Regions from separate parts of the Homo sapiens genome. Here region 2 is linked to region 1. The links are chromatin contacts, found by Hi-C in ENCODE. All regions are on one chromosome and are shown on one strand. The core of a region is the stretch at or near the end of the contact, and the rest is flanking DNA. Distances in the headings are between cores, read along the strand shown.

Region 1 (6,712 bases), core at 2,525-5,024:
CAAAAACAGAGACCTCCAGTCTGGGAAGACTTTCAGTAAATAACAATCCAGTTCCAGTCCCTGCCAGGACAAGTGCAATAAAACTGTAGCCACGAAGTAAAAACACAGATGGCTCACTCACACTTAGTGAACAGTAAACAGAGAAAAGAGCATCAGAGCCAAATGCAGCCCAGACACCACCAGTGAGGTCACAGAGTCCGAGGAGGATTGAAAAGCCCCTGAAAAGCCCTTTTTCTACCATGCTATCTCTGTTCCATACGGAGAGGTGACTAACCTCAGACTCAGGAAAGTAGAGTCTCCGAGCCTGTGCCACTTCATGGAGTTGGCCTTCTCCTGAAGGGCTCTAGGAGTGACCCAGTCCTTACACCGTGTCCTGCCCAAAGAAGACCGGAACTGGAAGATCCTGGTTTTGTCTTATTTTATTTGCTTTGGTTTGGTCCTCATAGGAATGTTTTTAGGAGGAGAAATGAATCTATGTAAGGACACTTGGGTCCTTTCACCTAGGGAACCGAGAGAGAGCTGTAGGGAAGGAAAGCTACAGTAACATGTGGAAGCTGGTCCACTGTGGGTGTGGGACAACCTTCTCTATAGCCCTGATCATTTTTAAAAACTATTTGCAAATGAGTCTTATTCCTCTCTACTACATGCAGCTCATCTCTTCTCATTCTGCCCTTTGTGGAAATACCATAGTAGCTGTTAACTCTTCCCCACTTAATAATCATGAAATATTCTTTCCCCCTTCCTGAAGTATAGCTCCAAATCAGTCTTACGGAAGAAATCTTAATTCCCAGTTCTAGCGTCAAATCCCTTTGAGAAGGCTGTACTCTGGGGACATGTACATATATGTATGTATATGTTACCATGTGATAAATAAGGCATCTTCCTTCGATTAATCAGTGGCAATTAGCACCAAGCTCGAAGCCTGATCTGTTACATATCCAGAGTCCATGGAAGAGTTCTCAGTTTGTGGACTCCTGAGGCACTGCCCTAGCTTCTAGACCACCAAGCTCCTTCTGAATACTGTTCAGCAGCTACAGGGGACACCCATGAGAGAGTCAGTGATGTGGAGTCACAATCCCTGCCAAGTATCTGTTACGCATATTACCAGGAGGGGAACCTCTTAATATTTCTGCTTCATTCTTTATACAACTAAAACTTAATAATAAATACTACCCTTAGAATATTATTAGGAAGTTCTTGCCTGCTGAAAGGCAGAATTTTAGAACAAATATGTTTTTTTTTCTTTCTTTGTCCTCTCAACCCTGCTCTCTAACCTTTTTCCATGGAAGAATAGTAGAAATAAAAGAAAGCACAGAAAGTTCCAGAATAGTTTCCACTTGCTCAGATGTGGCAGAATAAAATTAAAGTCCTCCATATCTAAAACATGTATCCTCTGTATCTTACTCTTGAATTTTGATAAAAAGGTTGATTAAAAATATCACAATATCTGCTCCTAGAAAATATCAAATTCACTTTCATTACTAAATGGTAATTTCTTTCTAAGTAAATGATTAACTACATTTATCATGATACTCCTTTTTTTAAGATAAGGAAACTGAGAACAACAAAAACCAAGTAGTTTTCCCAAGACCTCAGAGCCATTTCAGCAGCCAAGCCAGTCTTGCTGGCTCTCAGATGCAAGCTCAGGCTTGTGTTCCAAAATGAACACACAAGCCTGCACACGCGTGCATGTGCACACACATATAGACACCTTTCCTACCTCATCAAATCCCATCTTGTCTGGATATTTAGGGACAACTGAGACATACTGGGAGGGTTCCATTGGAGGACGGTCAACTGGAAGACACAAGAAACATGCAGAGTGCTTTGTTAATGAAAGGGTCAGAAATCAGAATTCCATCCGCATGCCTGATCTCTAGGGTTGGAATATAACTTGGAAATACAGGGCAGGGGACAATGGCAGCAGTTCTCCAGGATTGAGTAGCCACACAGGAACCCTGCTGGTCAGGGCACTGGTTTCAGGAGCATTTGATTATATGGAGATTGCAACATTTGCTCCACTTCCCTTAAGACTTATTTCAAGAATATTTGGGAGGCAGTTTAGGATAATGGTTAAGAGGAAGGGCTCCAGAGTCGGATGATCTGGGTCCAAACCTTGGTTTGCGAAGGAGTAGGAGAGTTAGGGGACCTCTTTAAGCTCATTTCTTTGGTGTAAAATTGGGATAATAGAAGTGTATCTGTGTTATAAAATTTAAATGAGACCTGCGTGCAAAGCACTCACCACTTTAACACAGTAAATGCTCAACAACTCTTAGCTATTACTTACTATGGCCCATGATGAAAGAGCTCAGAAATAGGCTAGAATTTTTACTGAAAAACACTTTTTTCTCTGCATTTAAAATTGTCAAAGTGGGGGACTATTTTTATCCCACCTGGGCAGGTTTAGGTGTGGGTGCGCAAAAGGTCCATTGCTTTAACAGGATCTAACCACAGAGAGCTGGCCCATGTCTAATGGGAAGATTCCAGCTGGGAGTGACACTACTTCTTCAATAATGAAAGTTTTATTTATTTGATACTCTAAAAAAGCTTCCTTTGCAAACTATGTATTTTAAAGTTTGGAAGTAATATTGGTTAAGAAACCTGAAAAGGCCTTGAAGAATGTTTAGTATTATAAAAATTCAAAGTCCTCGAAGAATGTTTAGTATTATACAAATTCAAAGTCCTCATTTGATTTTCCTTAAAGGGATAATACAAAGAAAATTTAAAATGATAGCTGGTAACTGGGTTGTTGAAAGAACTATGGGTAATGGCCATGACTACTGTAACGTATCTGTTCACCTCTATTCCAGGCACAGGAGAGGAATACACTCTCTTGCCCTTGAAGTTACTCAGGGCTATATGACTTTCTGGGGAAAGTTTATAGTGTGGTGCTGCTGCTCCACTCTCCAAGGGCTCCCCCGACACTGCCCTTGGTCCCACCACTGTGCTCATAGCGGCATGTGTGGATATGGATAGCAGATGTGAATTGGAAGCAGCCTGGAACATTGCATCAACACATGAAGGGCAGCTCCCAGGAAAGACACCTGCTCTGCAGACTTGGATAGCAAGAAATAAGCCATTGTTGTATGAAGCCAATCAGATTTTTATATTCCAGCATAACTTTGCCCATCCTGAGATACTGTCCAAAGGGTATGATCTGTTTAACTTCACTGAAATATTATAGAGAAATCCTGACATCCAATTTTACTTATTGGCGAATGATGTGAAATTCTAGAACGTAGTGAGACAGAGTTCTTAGGCCAAACACAAGAGCTGGTCTCATTACTTCAAACTTGACACTTACAGTCATATTTCTGTGCATATGCAGTGCATGTCTTTGTCTTCCCAATAGCAGCCGAGAATATTCTGGTCCTTTCTGCTCCACTCCACTCCTTATTAGTTTCTTTTAAAATCAATAGGGAGGGTCCACCAGGTACACGGTTAGGTTTTTAAGAGAAAGAAGCTTAATGTACCAGCTTCCTCCTGTTCATGATATTGTCTGAGGAGCTGTCTCACTCTCCCTCCTGGGGCCTGAGACTTGGGAAGATGTTATATTTTGAGTTACCCATTCTAGGCTGCTGGTCTCCTTTGGACTCACATGGCCTGTGTGGCTTTAACATTTCAGCCAAAGAGACTGCTTTTAGCCACTTTGTTTCCATCAAACATAGGCAGTCATTGCATTCACAGGACAAGTGTTGCAAAAAAAAAGCCACAAGTGGTTGGCTCCCGAAAGTCATCACTGAGCAAAAATATCAGAGAAGTGTGCTTGGGTTTTGCCACTGAAGGCAGCAGTAAGCCACAGAGGAAAACAGGAAGTGATACAGTGAGTCAGACCTAAGAAACTTAGTCTGTGGGGAGAAGGATGTATCTTTGCTGACAACAGACTTGAAGGTTAGGTATATCCTGGCTTCTGTTTGTAGTCATTTCTGACTCCATCTTTCATAATTGATCTGGTCTCTCATTAAATCCCTTCCTGGAAATAATCCTTCCCTGTACTGCCACTTGGGACAATGGGCTTCATTGCTTTCGGGATAGTTTCAAGATCTAATGTGAATAATTACAGCCATTGTTACAGAGGTCTTATCACTCACAGAACCCAGAGTTCTGTGAGTGATATATATATATGTCACATATATACTTGACATATATAATCACATATATTTAATGTTCACATGTACCATGGGATATGTATGAGTGTCTCTATTTTTATAGACAAGGAAACAAACATTAAATAACTTGCCCAAGATCACAGAGCTGATAGAGCTGGTATTTGAACCTAGGTCCTACTCCTTTACCGGAGCTCTTAATTCCCATTCCACATCATCCCCAGAGCTAGTCCTTGGTGGCCACTGGTATTAGCCAACCAGGCAACTGGGCTGGGTCCAGAGTAGCTCATTTAAGCCCAGTCATGTCTGGAATAGTACATGATAGATTGTACTTGGATCAAATCCTACCGCTTCTTCTCTATAATTTCTCCTGAACTTCTTCCATTGTTGCAGCCTAGCTTGGGTCCTTACCCACTATGCCTGGGCTGTTTTTGATTTTTTTCAAACACTTACATGCTCTCAGTCTTTCCTATTCTAATTAATCATGCTCACTGTTGTCAAAATAATCTTCCGCCGCACAGCTCTGTTCTCAACTGTAACAGTCACACTCAACACTATATTTAAGGGCTTAACAGGTTGCTAGGTGTTTTCATAGTCACCATGTAATTTTATCTTCACTTTTTTGTGGTGGTTTTTTTTTTTTTTTTTTTTTTACAAATAAAGAAACTGAGACCAAGCCAGATGTAGACTTGTCCAAGGTCAAATACTGAGTGATTGGCAGAGCTGGAACTCAGTTTTAGACATAACTTCAAGTCCAATTATCTTAATAATTTTTACATGATGTACTGTTGTCTCAAAATGTCAATACTGAGAGCAGGTACCTGAGACTTCCTATCACCTTATGCTGTAATTTGCAAGAGTAATCTCCTCATGCTTTATAGACCATTTAAATCTAACATCTTTATAAGATCTGGCCTCCTGTCATTCATCTCCCGAAGGCAGCACATCCCCAAATTCTCTGTGCAGCTTCTAATGTACTAAATGAGTTATCACATGAAAAGAGATGGGCACAGTGCTTTTAATAAGTGTTAGTCATTGTCGTCATAACCCTTCTCCCACCTCACTCAAATTCTTCAACTCTGATTTCTAAAACTCCAGTCTACAATTCAGAAATTCCCTGACCATCCCCTTCACAAGATTTTCAATTCTCGTCCACTGATGCCTGATAAAACCCTAATCCTGGTTAAACCCATTGCCCACTTACTCAGCACCAAGAGGACTACTGGGAGAAACATACACAATTGTGTTGACTGAGTCACTTCAAAGCTACAATCACAGATGTCAAATTGGCACTTGACACCACCAAATGATGTAAGTGTCCTTTCATAGTAAATTTATTTTCCCACTCTTTGAGAGATTGTATCTTTTGTCTTCTCTCTCCTAAAATCTCCAAAATCTCTGTCTAGCTCATGACTGACTGGCCTATATACTTCAGAAAGAAAATATTCAAAATCAAATTAGATCTACCTTTTCAATCCACCTCAAGTCCACAAACCAAACTGCATGTGTATCAATACATTCTGCCATCCCATCTGCCACAGTAGATGAAGTTTCTATCTAGTATAGCCTCTGCAATATTGTTCTGGGCTGCAACCCAGGACAAAAACCCTCTTGTTTTCACCTTATAATTACCTTCTCTTTTACATCATCAAGATCTCCTTATATACTGGATCCTTGTGACTGGCATAAAACATACTGTTATATTTCTATTTTTTTAAAAAAACAGTACAAACAACCTAACCAGAAAAACCTTTCCCTTGACCTCTTACCCCCAACAGCCTCCATCGGATTTCTCCATTTCCCCATCCCATCAAGATTCAGCTTTCTCATCTCCCCATTGGCTTCTCTTCAGTCCACTTGAATGGATTTGTGTTCTCATCATTGCACTGAAGTGGCCCATGTCAAGGTCATCACAGACCTCTCTCTTGACAGAACCAATGACCAATTCTTTATCCTTATTTTCCTTGGCTTCTCAGCAGCATCTTGGCTCCGTCTTGAAACACTTCTCAATTTTTCCTCCTAGCTCTCTGGCTGTTTTGTCTTCCCCAGGGATCTGTCCTCTTCTCATCCTGTGTTCTTTTACTACATGAGTTCAGACTGTTCCACAGCTTCAAATATCCTTCTGATGCTGATGATTCTCAAATATCTGTCTCTAGCTGGAGTTTCTTCCCTGAACTCCAGACTTATATATCCAACTATCTTCTGCCTTTCTATTTAGATGCCTATTAAATATCTTAAACTTACGTGACCAAAACTAGCTCCCCAACCCCCAGTCTTTTTCTATAAAGTCTTTCCCATCTCAGTAAATGGCATATCAGGCTAAAATCTTGGACTCATCTTGATTCCTTTCTTTCCTTCATGGACTGCATTCAGGTCTCTGTAAGTCCTGTTGCTCCACCACCAAAATATATCCTCAACCTGTCTGTTTCTCATCAACTCCTTGCTAGAGCTCACATCCCAATCACCATCATGTCCCACCAGGAGAGAGGTACTGGTCCCCTACAATCTAGTATCCTCACCACAGCCCAAATGATCCTTCTAAATGCACAAGTCACTTCAGGCCATGCCCCCTCTGCCCCACCCCATCTTCCACGGATTCCCATTAC
Region 2 (6,712 bases), core at 2,802-5,301, 910 kb after region 1:
CTCCTTAAAAGAGTTCTGAGAACCTCACGTGTAGCAGTTCATTCTCTCCCTCCTCATCACCACACGATGCGGTAGGCATTACTAGTTGACCTGTCCAATGTTCTCTGCCCTATGAAGCTTTGAACACTAAGGTTATTCTCTTTCCCACACTCTCAGTTGGTCTTATCTTCCTCTGGAACTACTGATACCTTATTCTTAGGACAACAAGAAGAAAGATAAGTTTATTTTTGTTTTTATTCTGGCAGACACAGAACTGACTTGAGGCTTCACCTCTGATATTCTGGAAATGTTGTTTCTTCTAATACAATAAAAATGCAACGGTGTCTTCAGAAGATGCATGTAATAGATGCCACCTGGGGACTTTAACTGAGTTCAAATTAGTTTTTTTTGTTTGTTTGTTTATGTATTTTTGGTTTACAGATTCAATTTCTATTTTCAATTAAATAAAATTCCCAGAAGCAAGCAACTGCAATTGCAATTTCAGAATCTAGATTGCCTACATTTACAAGAGACACTTTTACCTTCTGGAGCAAAACAAAATATGTCTGATCCTTCCTCTACGTGACAAAAGATATTTGAAGATTTTTTTCCTCCCTTCAACCACTGTCAGGTTAAACATAACCCAGTTTTCTCAGTCATATGACCTGGTTGCCAGACCTCTTACTATTCAAGCACTGGACATACTCTAGTATGACCAGCAATAAGCAGTAAGAGCAGAGATCTAGGTATTCATTGGTTTAATAGCTTAATTAGCTATTGTGACCTTAAATAGCTTTGTGACTTTAAATATACTTCTTAATTTCCATGAACCTCAGTGTCATCTGAAAAATGGAGATAAAATTTGTTCCTCCTTAGTATTGTCATAGGGATCGAAAGAGCATACATTAAACACTCAGTGTATTACCTGGCATTCAATAATTGGTTGCTAGTATTGTTACTTTCTAAAATCCCTCTTCAAATGTAGCAGGAGAAACTGAATATATAATCCTTTAGTTGTCAGGCTCTTTAATACACAACAATTACGAGCTTGAGCTTTGGAGTTAAACATTCAGGATTGAATTCTGAGTCCACCACTTGATAACTGCCTACCTCTAGGCAATCTCCTTTAGCTATCTAAATCTTGGTTTCCTACGGACAATAATGCTGTTTAACTAAAAGGATTGTTGTCAGCCTTCACACAGTGCTTGGCACACGGTAAGTGCTCAATAAATATTAGCAATGTGAGCTATCATTAGTATTTTATCATTATAATTGGCAATCATACTTCTGACAAACTATAACGTACAAACCATTTCATTTTTATTTTCTTCCTCTAGGAGCTATATAACAGCCAATAAACACTTTATAGGTACATTATTCTAGTCTGTGAACAAGTGTGAATTACACATTTGAATAGGGTGAATTTAGAGGAAGCTGTTATCTTCCCTGACATTATTCCAGTAACGGAAGCCACTTCATTGTGAGAGGAAGAGTCTGCAGAGGTGAAGAAATGTTGTTTGGGTTCTTTTGTTAAGTCACTTCTTCAAAAGTGATGGTAAGTGTTACAGTCACCAAGGTGACTGTAAAAAAAAATACGTAAAATGAAAATAGATGCATTAAAAAATAATATTTTATTCACAAACTAGACATCTAACAAAGGTCTAATATTCAGAACCTTTAAGGAACTTAATTGAACAAGCAAAAAACAAATAATCGCATTAAAAATGGGCAAAAGACATGAATAGACAATTCTCAGAAGAAGACATACAAACGGCCAACAAACATATTTTAAGAATGCATATGTACCCTAAAACTTAAAGTATAATAATAATAAAAGAAAAAAAAAACATTGGCAGCATTTATAAGAACTAACTAGTTATAAGTAGTTCACTAAGAATGACCTCATCACAGGTTTTAGCTGAAACAATATAAAACTAAAGAGGTCAAAAAAAAAAAAAAAAAGAATGCTCAGTATCACTAATCATCAGAGAAATGCAAATCAAAATCACAATGTGATACCATCTCACACCAGTCAGAATGGCTATTACTAAAAAGTCAAAAAATAACAGATGCTGGTGAGGTGCAGAGAAAAGGGAATGCTTATACATGGTAGATAGGAATGTAAGTTAGTTCAGCCACTGTGGAAAGCAGTCTGGAATCAGCCTTGGTGCCCATCAACAGTGGGCTGGGCAAAGAAAATGTGGTATATATACACAATGGGATACTACACAGCTATTAAAAAAAGAACAAAATCATGTCCTTTGTAGCAACATGGAGGAAGCTGAAGGCCATTATAAGCAAATTAACACAGGAGCAGAAAACCAAATACCTCATGTTCTCACTTATAAGTGGGAGCCACACATTGAGTACCAATGGACATATAGATGGCAACAATACACGGGACTATAGAGGTGGGGGAAGGGTACAGAGTTGAAAAACCTAACTATTGTATACTATGCTCAGTACTTGGGTAACGAGACCATTCATACCCCAAACCTCAGCATCACACAGTATACCAATGTAACAAATCTGCACACGTACCCCCAAATCTAAAACAAGCTGAAAAAAAATAATTTTTAAACAAAAAGAAAGGATGCTTAATGGGTCACAGCCAACAAAACAGTGACTTAAATAATGGCATCATGCAACACATTTCACTTTGTCTGGTCAGTCTCAGTCAGAAATCTAACTGCTAAGATTGATTTTCATTAATCATCCAAATAATAAGCCAAAAATACTGTTTTATGTAAAGGAAGGCTTAAACACAAATGATAGTAGGCGATGAGGAGCATGAGAAAAAAAGTTGTAAAGCTGATGGAAAATGAAAAATAAACAAGTAACTGCACAGATAGTCAAAAAAGAAAGCAAAATCTTCCAAAGAAATTGCCTTTGCTGTTAACAAGTAAAATAGACCTTTCTCCTAAACAATCCGGAATGCTTTATTAACTATTCTTATCATTTCCAGATGCTTTTTCAAATGATGACCTACTTCCCATGCTCCTTTATTCAGTTAAAAAAAAATGAGTATGTGCTTACTACACCCCTACACTCAGTACTAATGGCTGAGATGTAATAGTAGATGGGCATAGACTTGGCTTCTAGGAACTCCTAGTTTTAGGAGTCAGATAAATAAATAGTCAATGATGACATGATGTGATTAGAACTGTGATGGAAGTAAGGACAGGTACGAGAGAAGGAAGGACAGATGAATGGACAGATAGAAGAAAATTGTGGGGCTTTCACCTACCTGAAAGATTAAGAAAGGTGTTCTGGTGGAAATGACATTTAACCTAAGGCCTTCAGAAAATCAAATTTAGGAGTCCAAAAGTGAGCTATTGGCTTAGGATTTAGTTCTAAGGGCTGAAAGATGCAGAGGGAATTGAAAATAGTGTTATAATTCTAGGATGTGTTCTTTGGAGGAAAGTTAAGAAGACACGAAATGTAATTTTAAGATGATAATGTGTAACAATCCACTTAACCCAACTGTCAGCTCCCTATAATAATATTTCAATTTCAAATCTGTTCCCTTCTCTTAAGTTATGAAATTCACATTTCCAGAGACATCTAAATTAGATCATAAGTTTCTTAGATTCCTGACCTGGTAAAAAATATACATGGTATGAAGAGAACAGTACTGTGTTCATTTAAAGCCACCAAATATGGAACTAGAAATCAGAAGAAAACCAGAGATGGCAAAATTTAGACCAATGGCAACTCACTCATCTATGCTGGTAATTTCACTACCCTTCATCCTGACCAAACCCAATCATAAATGTCAATCAGCCTATCTCAAAATTAGTGATATTTAGAACTTCACCTAGCAATTCTAGAAAGCTTTTGGCTTGCAAGGTATCTATGAAAGAAAGAGTGGAAGTTTTGCACCCCTTTCATCTAATCAAAATTCAAAATTTCTTCCCCCTTCTATTGTTATTCATTTATGAGCACAGATGTGCAAAAACCAATTCATTTTAAAGTCAAATACTAAATATGATGACTTACATCTGTACAAAAATCTGAAGTGCAGTACCGATACTAATGCGGTGACATCAGCAAGGCCAAACAGGAAGCTGAGGTATAGCCCCCATCACACACAGACACTCTCTCTCGGTCTCTCTCTCTCTCTCTCTCACACACACACACCCCTACACACAAACACACACACACACACACCCCAAAAGTGTCTCAGCTATAATATTGCATTCACTTAACGAATAGCCTTATTGCAAAACTTTGTGGTTTGTGACTAGGGTCTATTGTGCCAGGAAAAATATCTCCCTCTGTGCATGTTAAGCTTCTTCTGACAAGAAGCACTAGAAAGATACAAACCACCTATGTTCTTAGCAAGAATGACTCATTATTATTGGCACAAGGAGAATACAACTTTGTGGTAAGGCTTTTTGTTCTCAACTTGAAAATACCTAATCTGATATCCTAAAGCCTGGAGAAGAAAAAAAGAAGGATATCTTCAACTATTATCCTCCTCACTAGGGATTTAAGAAGGAAAGGACAATGGCTAAGGTGTGTGATAAGGTTACATCCTGCTTGACCCACCGTGTTTCCTGGAACAGAACCACTTGGGCTTGGGCCCGAGTTCACTTAAAGTGAGATGGAATGAGGCAAAATGATGTTCCTGATCTATTTTCTATTTCTTTTATTCCACTTATCCTGGAAAGTCAGGAGGAAATCATCCTCAAACTCTCCTCTGTTAACTGAGTGGGATAGCCTTACAAATTGAGTTTGGTTTATAAGCAATGACTGTGTTTTCGGTTTGTTTTGCCCCCAGCATCTAAGACAATGTTCTGGACACAGTAGACCCTTACCTTAATAGAGGCTCTTTTGTTCCAGCTTTTGTCTACCCCGTCACTTAAAGTGTCCCGTGTCACACAACGGGACAGTGTGGCAGTCTAATAGTTTCTAGGGAAAGGTGGGGAAGGAAAAAACAACAAATGAAGAGAAGTCTCAGTTCCTTTCTTAGCTGGTGATTGCATGAGCCATGCCCTGATCTCCCACCAGAAAGGAACTTGGCAGGGAGGGGCTTTGTCTGGTAAGATGTGAAAATGGGTGCTTTGCTTTCATTGCTCCTTCCTAACTTCCAACTTCCTTCTTTTTTACCTCCTTTTCTAAGCCTCTTAAAATAGAAATGTCCCACTAACACCCAGACGTTGTTGACTTGCAATATGATTTGTGGTCTCCAAAAGAAAATGCTAAAAAATTGTTTTAAAAAATTCAGGTCAGATCAGGACTTCCCCAACCCCCTCAGCAACAGCCAGTATGGGAATCCAGTTAACAAAAGAAAATGCTGAAAGGAAAAAAAAATAAAGGCTAAGTACTTAAAACACAAAGAACTGGTAATAGATAAGTACCATGAATTTTTCAACCCCACCCCTGCAACATATCCCACAAAATTATTCTCAGCTGTACATTTGCATAAACCAAGAAAATTCTAGCTTTGGAGAACATTTATAGAGTACACAGTTTACCACAGGAACACCCTTTTGGGTTAAGGCACAACTTCATGTTTAAAAGCAGAGAAAAGACTTAACTTCTGCATCTCAATTGTCACCTGAGTTTCAATTGATGTAGCAGCTCATGTCCCTCTCAAGTAGATATCAAGAAATTATCCATGTCAAGTTCAGTAGGAAGTGAGTATCCTCAAATCATCTGTTCCTGAATAAGGAATGAGATTAGATTTTTTTTAAAAATATCAGCTAGTCAAACACAGGGCACACAGTATGCGTTTAATAAGTACCTGCTGACTGAGAAGACACATGGTACAGTAGTTTAGAACACGGGCTTGAAGTCGGCCTGCTTGGCTTTAAAATCTTGTCCTGATCACCAGCTGTCTTACCAGCTGCCCCAGAACCCTCGTCTATAAAATGGGCATGATGACAATAATAGTGCCTACCTCACAGGACTGCTGTGAGGATTAAATGAGTTAATACAGTGGCTTTCCAAGTAGGGTCCCCAGGCCAGTAGTATCAGCATCAGCATTACCTGAGAACATGTCAGAAATGCAAATTCTTAGGACCCACCCCAGGCCAGGGAATTCCAGTGCATATTCAAGCAAGGGAAACAGACTAAATAATTTTAGGCATATTGCTTTCCTCTGGGATTTTATGGTCATGTCTAAGGGAAAGGTGGTACATTGCCTCTCACTCGGACAGAAGAAGGGGATAAAAGTAGAAGAGAAGAGAGGTATTTTATCTTACTAGTGGAGATCATCCATGTACACCTACACACGGTACAGCTTACCAGAGTGAGCTCTTACGTAAAATTAGATCGTCCAGTATAAAAAGCGAAAGGGTCACACTGGAAATGCAAAACTCAGTAAAGAAAATGTATCTCAGTTGTGCTTGCTATTAGATTCAGGATTATTTTCAAAAAGGAAATCCCATGAAGAGTCTAGTTGTGGTCCTCTCACTAAAATATTATAAAGAGTTTAATTTTATCTTACAATTGCTAAGCACATTGTGACCATTCACTACTTTTATTTGCATTCACTACTTTTTTTTTTTTTGAGACAGAGTTTCACTCTGTTTCCCAAGCCGGAGTGCAGTGGCTCCATCTCGGCTCACTGCAACTCCACCTCCCATGTTCAAGCGATTCTCCTGCCTCAGCCTCCTGAGTAGCTGGGATTACAGTTGTGCGCCACCATGCCCGGCTAATTTTTGTATTTTTAGTAGAGATGGGTTTTCACCATGTTGGCCAGGCTAGTCTCAAACTCCTGACCTCA

Evidence for each region. A loop is a pair of places that touch in the nucleus more often than their neighbours do. Pooled maps may share reads with other maps.
Region 2: a loop to region 1 is called in a map with no recorded cell type, with 12 times the contacts of the local background. The contact joins two enhancer-like sites. A Hi-C loop is called at or near these places in 2 of 37 single-sample maps with no recorded cell type and 5 of 50 pooled maps.

Annotation. Positions count from the first base shown.
Region 1 is chr1:183,953,042-183,959,753 of GRCh38, forward strand. COLGALT2 (collagen beta(1-O)galactosyltransferase 2) reads right to left here. Exons shown (of 12, transcript NM_015101.4): 7 at 1,721-1,797. Among named protein-coding and RNA genes, the nearest start is that of COLGALT2, 81 kb to the right of the region's middle. RefSeq lists a silencer at 2,791-2,955. Within about 2 kb of position 3,775, at least 5 of the 41 ENCODE cell types and tissues checked have a DNase peak (open chromatin) inside an H3K27ac peak, as active enhancers do.
Region 2 is chr1:184,863,065-184,869,776 of GRCh38, forward strand. All of the region lies in intron 5 of NIBAN1 (niban apoptosis regulator 1), which reads right to left. Among named protein-coding and RNA genes, the nearest start is that of NIBAN1, 110 kb to the right of the region's middle. Within about 2 kb of position 4,052, at least 10 of the 41 ENCODE cell types and tissues checked have a DNase peak (open chromatin) inside an H3K27ac peak, as active enhancers do.